Regions from separate parts of the Homo sapiens genome. Here region 2 is linked to region 1. A link is a contact called in ENCODE Hi-C or POLR2A ChIA-PET data. All regions are on one chromosome and are shown on one strand. The core of a region is the stretch at or near the end of the contact, and the rest is flanking DNA. Distances in the headings are between cores, read along the strand shown. Region 1 holds the start of INKA1 (inka box actin regulator 1). Region 2 holds the start of HYAL2 (hyaluronidase 2).

Evidence for each region. A loop is a pair of places that touch in the nucleus more often than their neighbours do. ChIA-PET counts read pairs that join two places held with the same protein, here RNA polymerase II (POLR2A). Pooled maps may share reads with other maps.
Region 2: a loop to region 1 is called in a pooled map, with 3 times the contacts of the local background. The contact joins the promoter of HYAL2 here to the promoter of INKA1 in region 1. A Hi-C loop is called at or near these places in 5 of 50 pooled maps. POLR2A ChIA-PET finds 5 or more read pairs at or near these places in 2 of 52 experiments (WTC11 and activated naive CD8-positive, alpha-beta T cell).

The regions. Positions count from the first base shown.
Region 1 is chr3:49,799,064-49,805,336 of GRCh38, reverse strand. INKA1 (inka box actin regulator 1) reads right to left here and starts at 2,076. Exons shown (of 2, transcript NM_203370.2): 1 at 1,894-2,076; 2 at 307-1,156. The coding sequence starts at 1,944. The coding sequence ends at 350. CDHR4 (cadherin related family member 4) reads left to right here and starts at 5,464. Exons shown (of 19, transcript NM_001007540.4): 1 at 5,464-5,573; 2 at 5,900-6,090; 3 at 6,181-6,273. The coding sequence starts at 5,525. UBA7 (ubiquitin like modifier activating enzyme 7) reads left to right here. Exons shown (of 24, transcript NM_003335.3): 24 at 1-128. The coding sequence ends at 29. RefSeq lists silencers at 1,800-2,239, 2,630-2,679.
Region 2 is chr3:50,321,495-50,327,645 of GRCh38, reverse strand. HYAL2 (hyaluronidase 2) reads left to right here and starts at 4,901. Exons shown (of 4, transcript NM_003773.5): 1 at 4,901-4,993. TUSC2 (tumor suppressor 2, mitochondrial calcium regulator) reads left to right here. Exons shown (of 3, transcript NM_007275.3): 2 at 1,169-1,289; 3 at 1,460-2,737. The coding sequence ends at 1,525. RefSeq lists a silencer at 2,809-2,998 and enhancers at 3,207-3,708, 4,491-5,164, 5,798-6,137.

The DNA.
Region 1 (6,273 bases), core at 827-3,326:
CCTTCCCACCTCTGCACTATGAGCTGTGACAAGGCAGCCACCCTGTCACCTAGCTCAATGGAGCCCCGGATCCCAAGCCCTGCATTGTAAGCCCACAGTAGGCACTCAATAAATGCTTGTTAAAGGAAGGCATTGCAGAGAGGATGGACGATAGAAAACAGTGCACTAATGCACACGGGTGTGACATGGGCATGACAGGGACCTTCACACAGAGAAAAAAAGCTCTTCAGAAGATTTGTCTCCCTGGGCAGTGCCTCACAGGGCTGGGGCTGCCTCTTAGTGCCTCAGGGGTATGGAGCCAGGACAGTCTAGAAAAAAGGCTTTTATTGTCCCAGGCTGGAGGGCAGGGTCAGAGGTAGCTGACATCATTGCAGATGATGGGCTGGCGGCTACGACAGCTCATGAGAGCTGCAAAGCGTGAGACATCCGCAGGCAGTTCAGGTTCTGGGCGAGGTGGGCATGACAGCCGCTTTCCTGCCATAGCTGTCCGCCGAGCCCTGGCCAGCCGGCGCCGAAGCTGCTCAGAGAGGCCAAGCAGGAACTGAGGGGGCCGAGCACGGGCACGGTGCCCACCTCCGTCACCCCCTTCACTCCCTGTCTCAGGCAGCTCCATCCAGTTGTGCACCAAGTCAGCAAAGCAATTGTCCCCTAGTACCAGGGGCTGGCGACTGCGACCCCTGTTCAGTAGGGCTGCTGTCCAGTCCTCTGCTTCCAGTCCCTGCCAGTGCTCCAGGCAGGCGTCTGGGGTGGACTTGGGCCGTGGATGGTGGACAGGTGGTACACTGGCTACAGGGGCCCTGCTGGGCATGGGGAGGCCACTGACTGAGAGGCACTGCCTACGAAGGGGCTGTGCTGAGGGTGCTGGGCGCTGGGATACAGGCAGTTCTTCCTCTCGCCATGTGCTGCCTGACACCTCCGAGAAGCCAGAGTCCCAGTCCAGGGCATGCTCCCTGGGGCCTCCCAAGGCTGCATCCCTGTCTTCTGTCACCACTGCTTCCTCCTCCTCCTCTTCCTCCTCCTCCACACAGCAGACTGAGTCCTCTTCCAAGGCACCCGAGGCCCTAAGCTGGTGGCTGGGCTGCACATCTGGGCCAGTTTGGGAGGTTGGCTGCAGGGGACCAGGCATTGAGGGTGAGCCTGTGTCCCGACCACACAACTGAGGGGAAGAGAGGGCAGAAGTCGGAGAGGTATCACTTGTCACCAGGCCAGCCCAGAGAACAGAGGGTCCAGGAAGGTTAGATAGGCCTGCTGGCCTGGGCAGCAGGGTGTTAGTGAGCACAGGGCAGGCATAGGGGTGCTGGCACTCGAAGCTGGTGTGGTTCTCATCCACCGACCTGGTGGCAGTCTGGCAGGCTGCAGCATGCAGGGCCGGGCAAGTCGGCACCCGCCACCAGGGCGGGCGGGCAGGCAGGCAGGGTTGCGGGCCTGAACGGGGAAGTAGGTCCTGCCCAGGACTGGAGGGGCATCCCGTGCCTATTGGGGGATTCAGCTCCCAAAGCCCAAAGCGTCTTTCACAGAAAGAGCGCTTGCTAGGTGAGGGGTAGAGAAGGGAGGCATAGGCCAGCCTGAAGTAGGGGGCGTTCACAGCAGCGCCAGCACCTCGTTAGTCCCTTGCCGCCCCATGCCCCGCCCCCAAAGAAGTCCCCCTTCCACTCTCTCCTCCCGCGCCGTTCCAGCAGCACGGCCAGCTGGATGCTGTTATCTGATGCTCAGCTCAGTTCCCAACCGTCCGAAACCCGACGCGGGCCATCTGAGCCATATGCGCCACGCCGCCCCCACCCCGCCTCGGACCGGCACGCTGGAGCCACCCCGCACCCGTCTGTTGTTCCGGCCGGGCGGCAGCCTGGCATCCCGCACGCGTCCTCACTAACCACACCCGCTCCCGAGCCTCACCAGTTCCCAGCGGAGCTGGCTAAGGAAGCTGTCAAGCCGAGCGCTGTGCATGTCCATGCCAGGGCCCCCACCGAACCTACTAGCTCCTCTTGGAACCCCGGCGGAGCCGCGCGGAGAGGGCTGGGAGGGCCGGCCAGCGGCGCCCTCAGCCTCCGCCTGCCTGCGCGACTCCTCGCTCTCCGTAGCTCCCGCCGCCGCCGCCCCGACATCTGGCAGCCGCGCCCCGCCCCGGCCCCGCGGCCAAAGGGGGCGGGGCTAAAGCCCGGCGTCCCTCCCGACTCCGCCGCGGTTCTGGGTGGGAAGGGCGGGGTCATAACTGGAAGCCGGACGGGGCCGGTACGGGGACCCCCCGAGCCCCCAGACTGTTGAGTGGACCCTGCGTTTGCTGCGTGACGCAGGACAGGTCGCCTCCGTGCGGGGGCCTCATCCTCCCCGTTTGTTCAATGGTGAAATAGCGGTCCCTCTCACGGGGCGCCGTGCTGCGTCCGCACATAGGCAGAGCACCCCGGATGGTCGGACCCAGAGAGGTTGTGGACCCTCGGGGCCTGACCCACGGGACCCATTCGTGAGGCTGGCCTTGGCACTCCCTGAACGGGATGGAAGTGGGGTTCAGCCCGTCTGAGGACTCAAGAGAGGGCGGGACTTTGTGGCAGCGCACCGGCGGGGCCTCAGCCGCGTCCCAACCGAGCTAGACGGGACTGCCCTCTAGTGGGGAGTGCTTGGCTAGTCGCGAGTCCAGCGGCGACGCGCGACCGTCGGCATTCCCTTTGCCGGTACCAGGTGCAGACTGAGGGTCGGTGCTGAGGCTGCTCTATCAACACAGGCTAGGCTCAAGGGTAGTGTAGCTGCAGACAGACTGGACATACCAGCAACAGGAAAATACCAGGGAATGAGGGCCGTGGGCTAGCTTGGGGAAAGTCAGTCTCACAGGAGGTGACATCAAGATGCAATCAAGAAGAGGGGCATTCTGGCCGGGCGCGGTGGCTCACGCCTGTAATCCCAGCAGTTTGGGAGGCCGAGGCGGGCGGATCACGAGGTCAGGAGATCGAGACCATCCTGGCTAACATGGTGAAACCCCGTCTCTACTAAAAATACAAAAAAAATTAGCCGGGCGTGGTGGCGGGCGCCTGTAGTCCCAGCTACTCCTGAGGCTGAGGCAGGAGAATGGCGTGAACCCGGGAGGCGGAGCTTGCAGTGAGCGGAGATCGCGCCACTGCACTCCAGCCTGGGCGACAGAGTGAGACTCCGTCTCAAAAAAAAAAGAAAGGAAGAAGAAGCAGGAGGAGGAGAAGGAGAAGAAGGAGAAGGAGAAGAAGGAGAAGAAGAACATTCTAGGCAGAAGGAGCAGCCAGGGAAGAGACCCCGACGGACAGGAGCTGGACAGGGCCAAACATAAAGAAGGCCCAGGTGTCTGTGATTGGTGGTGGTGGCAGGAGGGAAAAGGTCAGCAAAACCAGGCTCTAACGGCCTTAGAGCAGAATGTGGGTTTTGTTCTTGGTGTGATGAGGAGCAATGGGGGCCTTTGAGCAGGAATGACCTGGGCTAGCCCTTGTTTAGATAATCCCAGCTGCTTTCAGAAAAGGATTCTGCAATAAGAGTGGAAGTCCCTGCCCTCATCCAGGCAACGAAGGGGAGGGCCTAGGCCTGGGCAGGGCAGGTGCACTGAAGGGGGTCACTTTGGGGTATGTTTTGGAACTAAAATCAAGTCTTGCTGATGCATGGATGTGGGCAGGAAAAGAGGCATCAAGCATGACTCCTACATTTCTGGCATTAACAGCTGGTTGGATGAAATTGCCATAAACTGATCTGGGAAAGACTGGAGAAGAGTGGGTTTGGAGAGGAAAATCCAATGATCATTTATGGACACGTAACCCTTGAGATGCCTGTTAGACATCCAAGAGGAGTTGCAGAGTCAGCTGCTAGGTGTATGACTCTGGACTTCAGGAGAGAGATCAGCACTGGAGCCTTGGATCTGGGAGGCATAGTGAGTGAATGGATGGTATGTAAGGCCATAGGCCTGGATAAGGTGGGGTGGGAGGAAATCAGTGTAGTCAGAGGGAGACAGCAATCGGGACTGTGCCCTGGGACATTCCATGAGGTGGAGGTAGGGGAGATATGAAGCAGAGCTATCAAAGAAGCTGAGCAGGAACAGCCAGGAGAAATCTGAGAATGTGGGGACTCAGGACCCAAGGGGAGCAAGCATTGAATGCTGCCTAGGCAGTGAGGGTGAAGAACAAACCACTGGATTCGGCAGTGCATAGGTCACTGGGAACCCTGACAAGGGCAGTTTTGTGTAGAGAGGGACAAGCCTGATTAGAGTGTGTGGAGAAGAGAGTGAGGACTGAAGAACTGGAGATGGCAAATAAAGACAACCGTTTTTGTTTTTTTTTTTGAGACAGGGCCTCACTCTGTCACCCAGGCTGGAGTGCAGTGGCATGATCTTGGCTCACTGCAGCCTCCATCTCTGGGGCTCAAGTGACCCTCCTATCTCAGCCTCTCAAGTAACTGGGACTACAGGCATGTGCCACCACACTCAGCTAATTTTTTTTTTTTTTTTTTTTGTAGAGACAGGGTTTCACCATGTTGTCCAGGCTGGTCTCGAACTCCTGATCTCAAACGATCCTCCTGCCTCAGCCTCCCATACAGGCATAAGCCACCGTGCCTGGCCAGAAAACTTAAAAAAACTGACATATAAATACAATAAATAGACAGATCTCAAAGTTACAGCCCAGTAAATGTTAAAATCTGTAGACACTTGTGCAGCTGCCACCCAGATATAGAACATCCTCAGCAACTCCTGGATGCCACCTGGTGCCCTATCCAACTGATATTCCCAACGGTAACCAGTATTTGTATTTCTATCATAAAGGATTCCTTTTGCTTGTTGGATGTAGACAACTTTTTTTTTCTTTTTTCTTTTTTTTTGAGACAGGGTCTTGCTCTGTCACTCAGGTTGGAGTACAGTGGCACAATCATGACTCACTGCAGCCTCGATCTCTTGGGGTTCAAGCAATCCTCCTACCTCAGCCTCCAGAGTAGCTGGGACTACAGGCCTGGATCACCACACCCAACTAATTTTTTGTAGAGATGGGGTCTCACTTTGTTGCCCAGGCTGATATTGAACTCCTGAGCTCAAGTGATCCTCCCACCTCAGCCTCCCAAAGTGCTGGGATTACAGATGTAAGCCGCCACACCCAGCAAGTTTTGAGAGATTTTGTTGACGGTTGGGCTCATTTTTTATAGGCAGATAATGTTCTAATGGAGGGGGTCCAGCTGGAGTTGAGACTCTGTGGGGTAGCAGGTCCTGGGCCAAATTTTCCTGGGTGCTGTGCTTGCTCTATCTCCACGGATTGCATGACCAGTTTCCTCATCTGAACCTTAATCCTCCTCCCCTTCCATGCCCTTAGAGTTGTAATGAATGGGGGCAATGGAAAATGGGATATTCTGAGCCTCTGGAAGCCTGCCAGAGGTCTAGAACTCAGTCACCAGGGATGGGTGGGGATAGAATCTGGGAGGCCCAGGAGTCCCGCCTGCCCAGCTATGTTTGAGCAACTGACCTGGCAACAGGGTGAGTCAGACAAACAGCCTAGCTTTCTGAAGCCTCCTCTGCTGTCTGTGTCTTCAGGTCATCATGGTGCTGCTCAGGCTCCTCGTGTTCCTCTTTGCTCCGGTGGTCTCTGGTGAGGAGGTGGTGGGTGGGGGAACCGTAGTTTTCCCTTGGAGTCCTGACCCTTCCCAGATAAGCTACCATGGAGGACAGGGATTGGGGGAGAGGTAGGAAAGTGTAAGAATCTGAACCCCTGGCCCTCACCCCTTCTCTTGGCCACTTCCTCAGTCAAGTTCTCACTCCCCATCTGTGAAATGCTGGATGCTGGATACAAGGAAAGGCCTTAGCTGCTTGGCCCCATGGCATGGCCAGGCCCTGTGGCAAAAGGACAGGACTATGCTAGTATGTGTGGTTCCATCAGCCTGGGGGCCTCCAGCCTGAATTCTCTGCTCTTCACAGACCTCTGCAGCCTGCCCTGCTTTATAAATGTCTCTGAGAGCCAGGGCCCTGGCACAGTCCTTCAGTTTTTATCCTTCAACTGCTCCTCCTACACGCCCACACCCACCCTGGAGTTGCTCAATGTCCAGCCACCCACCACCTTCTTCAACCCACCCAGCTTGGCCAGGTGGCAAGGGACCTATGTGGGCAAGGTAGGGTCATGTGTACAGCTGGGGACTGTGGGGGCACAAGGGCAGACCTAAAATTTCCAAGCCCCACATGGCACTGTCCACCCACCCCAGTTGACCTTGAGCAGCTCTGCTCAGTTGGATGCCCTGATGGTGAACCACTACAAGGTGCAGCTGAAGTTCACATGTGGCAACCATGTGATGGAG
Region 2 (6,151 bases), core at 3,652-6,151, 520 kb before region 1:
AGCCTGCATACTGAAGGGTCCTAGCCTCCCTTTCCCCCCCAGTTATTCCAAGGGGATAATAACCCTCTGTTTAGGCTGCTTTTCCTGACAGTAGTGGGGCTGAACCTTTGAGCGTAGTGGCTGGGAAAGCAGGGATAGGCCTCAGTATTGGGGGTGAGGCTGAGGAAAAAAGACCCTCACCCAGTTATGTTCTCCAGATCCAGAGCGCTGACCTACCCACCCAACCCCCAGCCCAGTCTCCCAGAGGCCCGCACAAGAGTACCAGATTGGCTTGGCTCTAGTGGGCTCCTGGAGATGGGCGCTCCCTGTGCTAGAGATTTGGCTGTAGACACCAGGAAGACCCAACAGTGGCAATTCACCAGCCACCTGGGGTGTGGGGTCAGGGGAGACGCAGCCTTCATTCCTTTGTGCTTCTTCCTAGCTTAGGCTTCTGCTATTTCAGTCTTTGACACTGGGCCAGCAGCATCTTCTGGAGTGAGACCAACATGCCCAGGCCACCACCCTGCCCACTCTAGAAGTCCTGGGTGAAGGCAAAGTCCTGATATTAGAATGGCTGCCCTTGCTGAACAAATCAAGGATGAGAACTGGCCTTGGTGGCTGCCTGGATGGTGTGCTCTGGTGTGGGCTCTCTTCTTGGGGGTCTGACATAGTAGCACTGCCCACCCATCACCTCACTTCCCACTTTCTTCTAGTAGACCCCAAACCCCAGGCAAAGGATTCTCCAGGCAGGCCAGGCACCGTGGCTCACGCCTGTAATCCTAACACTTTGGGAGATGAAGACGAGTGGATTGCCTGAGTTCAGGAGTTCGAGACCAGCCAGAGCAACATGGCAAAACCCCGTCTCTACTAAAATACAAAAAATTAGCAGGGTGTGGTGGTGCATGTCTGTAGTCCCAGCTACTTGGGAGGCTGAGGCAGGAGAATTGCTTGAACCCAGGAGGCAGAGGTTGCAGCAAGCTGAGATCGCGCCACTGCACCTCCAGCCTGGGCAACAGAGTGAGATTCTGTCTCGAAAAATTTTTTTTAAAAAAAGGATTCTCCAGGCATATTATCCTCTTTTCTTCCCACTTGGGGTTGGGAAGACCACAGACTTCCCCGTGACCTGTGACATTTGCCATGCCCAGGTGTGGGGCTCCAGCCCAGCCTGTTTCCTTCTCCCTCTACACAGCTCTATGTTCTATGATGAGGATGGGGATCTGGCTCACGAGTTCTATGAGGAGACAATCGTCACCAAGAACGGGCAGAAGCGGGCCAAGCTGAGGCGAGTGCATAAGAATCTGATTCCTCAGGTGAGGGGCTGGGCAGCGGTCACAGAGCCTACACTAAGCGTGTGGAGGTGGACCCAGATGGGATCTGTTGTCATGGTGGGGGCTTTTGCGGGGGGATCTGGGAGGAACAAGGAAGCTTCCTGAAGTAGAGGCCCTGAGCTGACCCTTACTAGCCTCTGTTTCCATGGCAGGGCATCGTGAAGCTGGATCACCCCCGCATCCACGTGGATTTCCCTGTGATCCTCTATGAGGTGTGACCCTGGGAGGTGGCAGACAGAAGCACCCCCTGCCCCGGCAAGAAACTCCCAGGCTCAATCAAGGTGTGGCTTCCATTGAGGAGCCCAGGCTGGGGCCACAACCCTGAATAAACTCTGTTGGCCCATAACCTTCAGCTGTGAGCGGGTCGGTCCCACAGTATTGGTTGGGTGTTGGTTTGTGTGTGGACAAGAGGTGGTTGGTGGGTGGTGAAGGCTAATGGCAGAGTTAGCACCCCACTCTCCCAAGCCACCCCTGCAAGCAGCACAGCAGGGCATATACCAGTCAGGAATGCCCGTTACCTGGTTCCTTGCCTGGTCTGCTTTCTTCCAAGTTTGCCTGGGGCCTAGCCCTGCTAGAGGCTACAGCACTTTACAAGCAAGGTATGCTTTCTTCCAGCCCCTAGGCTGTGGGCACTGTATACAAGTAGGAACTTCCTTTCCTTCACTTCCCTTTTAACCCCTAGTCAGAGCATTTCAGCCGTTTGCTACCTCGATTCCTCCTGTGTTGGACAGAGGCTGGGGGCAGTGCCAGCCTGATTCTTCCGACCTACCTGCCATTTGTTCCCGCCTTCAGATGGATGGACAGTTTGCTGGCTATTGATAGGAGTGGGGACTGGGTGGGGGCTTCTCCCTCTACCCAGGGCTGGGCTGATCCCCCTACTGCAACTAACTGTTGCCCCCCAACCCCGAACCCCCAGTTGAGGAGTTGAGAGAGTGCAGGCTGGGGTCAGGACAGGCTGCGGATGCTTGTGCCTATGGGGAGTTACTCCAACCCACCTATTCTGTCTAATCTCCATGGCTTTGCACCAAATCCTCCACCCCTCCAATTGGGAGGGGACTGTTCACCACCTTGTGGTAAGGGACAACACCCTAAGGCTGGTGCCAGTAGTTATGAGTAGCCTACCACCCCCTCCCTTACAGTAACCCCCACCCCTTCAGGATCAGTCAAGGGAAAGCACTAGAACCCCTGGGTAGGGAAAGAAAGGAGGGAAAAACCATAAAAGGAATACTTATAATGTGAAGGTTTGTAAATAGTCCATGATGATGTCGTGGCAGAGTCTGATTTCTATATAGAGGTGACTTTTTTTTTAAGTACTGTGCAAGCTCTGTGCTTCTATAATGTGGGAAATGGCTTGGGGAGGATGGCCCCTAGCTTAGGAAGACTGTTGTGTTATTTGTTCAATTTCAATAAAATGATTTGTAGATCCTGCACATGAGAGTGGCATCCTGTGGGGGCTCTGACACCCAGTGTCTAGACTACCACCTGGGTTCAATAGGTAGGCCTGGCACAGGACTCTGGCAGGCCCCCTATGACCAGCAAAGCCCAAGAGTAAGTCTGAGCCCAGCCTGTGGCCATCCCAACTGTGGCCAGCAGGTGGCTGTGTGTTCACACAGACCTCACTGCAGGCCCCCTGCAGGGTGGGAGGGCACTCATTTATCTGTTGTGATCCATGTGGTGGTGACCCTTGGAATCAGAAGGCCCTGGGATACTTCACTAAGGATTGGCCCCACCTGCCTGATCTAAGGTGAGAGAGTGTGACCCAAGATAGTTCTGGAATATCTGTCTTAGCTGTAGCATCGCCAGCTGATCCTAAGTGGGGTCATGGCCTGACCCCCATGGACCTCAAAGGCCCAGCTTTAATGGACAGCAGCCAGATAGGTGTCCCCACGCCTTTGGCCTACTGCCAGGCTCAGCAACCCAAACTCATGTGCCTCCTCTGAGGCCTGCCTGCGGACACCATGGGAGAATGAGCTCAGGCTGCTGTTTCAGCAAGCAAGGCTCGGCCCACTAGTATTGCCCCTGCTGTCTGTTGCCCCCATCTTCTCATCACCTGCAGCCTGCCCACTGTGGTCATTCTGCCTGCACTTCTCAGGGGCTGCTATAAGGCAGATTCTCTACTAGGCTTAGGCTTTGACTATCAGTCCAACTCCCAGTTAAAGAGGGGAGATTTCAGGGACAGGCTTCTGAGTGTAGGGAGCTGGTCTGCCAGTCTTTCGGAGGTTTGAACTTGTCAAGGCTAGGGCAGGATCACCATATCCAGCCTGGACTTGCAGTTCTGTGGGGTGCCTCCCCATACCCCCATAAGATGCCAAACATGAGGCCCTGTCATCCTCCATGGTCCCCCTCTACTGGCTGTTCAAGGCCCAGGGCTCTCCCATGCCAGATAGCATCCTGTCTCCTACCACCACTGTCCCAGCCTGAGGGAACTCCCTGTGCTGGGCCTACCCAGCTGACCCCATCGCTGGAAACAATGGGGGTCAGGCAACACTTCCCCACTCTCTCCCGCCGGGCTGTGCTCACTTCCTTCCTGCTGGCTGCCTGAGGAAGTGTCCCTGCCCTGGGACAGTCTGGCCTAGCCTTTGTTTCCCCGGGGGTCCCCACCCATGGAGCTTTCAAGGCTTCTGGCCCCTGTGAAGCCAGCACAGTGGTACAGGGACACTGCACCTTCCCCTACCATGTCTTGGACTCCTTGGTCCTCAGGGCCAGACTCCTGGGTATTCACCTACCCCTCACACAGCCTTCTGTTGGGGGAGAGGCTCCTGGGCATTGGGCCATTGGGTTGTTGAGGGGTTGGCTCTGGGTGATTTGAGGGTAGGTAGATTTGCACCCCTGGAGAGGTCTGCTGGAACCTTGCTGCAGTCCTCCCTAGGGCCAGCCACAGGAACACCCCTCCCAGAGGAGTATACCCCTTTCCTCATCCATGTTGTAAGGAGCCCCCTACTCTGTATAGTGGACTCTGAAATCCATCCAGGAATGAACTCCAGCAGGAAAGCACTCTGCAGAACCCTCCCAGTCCATCCCCTCCTCCCCAACCCACACAGTCACACTCACTAACACATTGTCCTGTCACACAGGATGCGGAAGCTCTCAGTGGAAAAAAACGGACTCAGCTACTGGAAGTCCCCCCGACCCTCCCCCCAAGGCTAGTTCCCTTCTTGGGCACCTGCTCTGGGGGACCATCAGCTGAACGACCCCCAAGTATTTTGACTCCCAAAAGCACCACCACCTGACCCCATCCTCTCACACCCTACTGGATTTGAGGATGGGCCCCAATCCTAGGGAAGGAGTGAAGAGGTTCCCTAGTGTTGGAAGCTGTGGGTGTGGGGGAGATTGGCACCTGATCCTGAGCCCATAGCCTTCCTGTCACCTGGCGCAGCTGGCGGGGCCAGATCCTACTCGGGAAGGGTGGGGAGGGCAGCCAGCCAGCAGGGCATTCTGGAGGGAAACAGGGTCAAGGCGATCTCCTCCCCCACGCCTGTTCCTGGCCCTTTCCTCTCAGGGGGCAGCAGGAAGTGAGGAGAAAGGGCTGGGATGGGAGGCGGGAGCGGATGGGAGGGAATGGGGTTTATCAAGTCCTCGGCGAGCTGCCCAACGGGCAGCAGCTGGCGCAAGTAGCCTAGCTGGAGAGGCTCACCCCAGGAAGGAGGGAGGCCACCGACCTACTGGGCCGACGGACTCCCACACAGGTGAGCCCAGAGCAGACGGCTGGTCTGCACCCCCACAGATGCGCTCGCAGTTGCACTCCCTCCCTCTCCTGGCGCCCGGGAGGGTTAGGGGCTGGTGGTGCAGACGCGGGCCCTTTTGGGAGTTGAGTCTCGCACAAGGGAGCGGACCTAGGAAGAGCCGAGGTGGTTTCGCACGGGGCTCGCCAGGGTCTAAGCCTGCCCCCCACCGGGAGAGGCCTGTGGAGCGTAGGGGGCGCTGGATACGGGATGGAGGCCCTGGGAGACCCCTCTTGCTGGCTTTCTCGGAGGTCCAGCCAGAAACTGCTGCAAGGAATGGAGGCCTCCTCGGGGTTGAGAGGGAGCCGGGCTCCCAAAGGACCTCAGAGACTGGGCAGAAAAGGACGGGATCTCAGGGATGACTGTCCCGCCCTGATGCGAGTCAGGGAGAGGGGCGGCCAACCTCCTAGACCCCTCTGAGCTTCCCTGACCCCAACCCTGCGGCCACGCCGCGACCCAGAGCCGGGCTGCCAGGATAACGACTGCCTCGGCCCTTCCTGGGCCGGCTAAGAAGCGGTGCTTGGCCCCTTCCCTCAGTCTGGCAGGGGGCGGGGCCTCCCTTTAGACGGCGGACCAGAGAAGGGGGCCCCTGATTCGTGGGAGGCGGGGCACTACTCTCCAGGAGACCAGAGGTCGCCTCAGGTCAAAGTCCCTTTTTCCACACAAAGGGGACCCACGGCTGGCGTCTACGTTAGGGGGTGCAGAGCCAGATCTGGTGCTGCCCCCTGCCAACCTCGGAGTACCACAGCACCTCCTGATGGCCGAACGGGGCAACGCCTCCTCCTATTCCCCCCCCCCCCCTTCCCGTCCCCCTGCCTTGTCCCTCACACTGTCTCTTTAAAGGGCTGGCGGCGCCGCGGAGCTGGGAGGACTGAACCACCGGCCTCGGGCTGCAGGGGAAACATTTCAGGCTGACTGGCGCTCGTGGCTGAGACTCCCATAGAAAGCCCGGCTCAGAGGGGCATTAGGGTCCTAAATGGGCGGCCACGTCCCTCTGCAGAGGACCTGGGGCTCTTCGAGCCCGAAACGAGGCACCGGCACCGAGAAAGGTGGACCACACCTTCCCGCCCCGTCCGCAAGTCCAATCCCGGGCCCACCTCCGCACTGGAGTCTTAAAGGGCC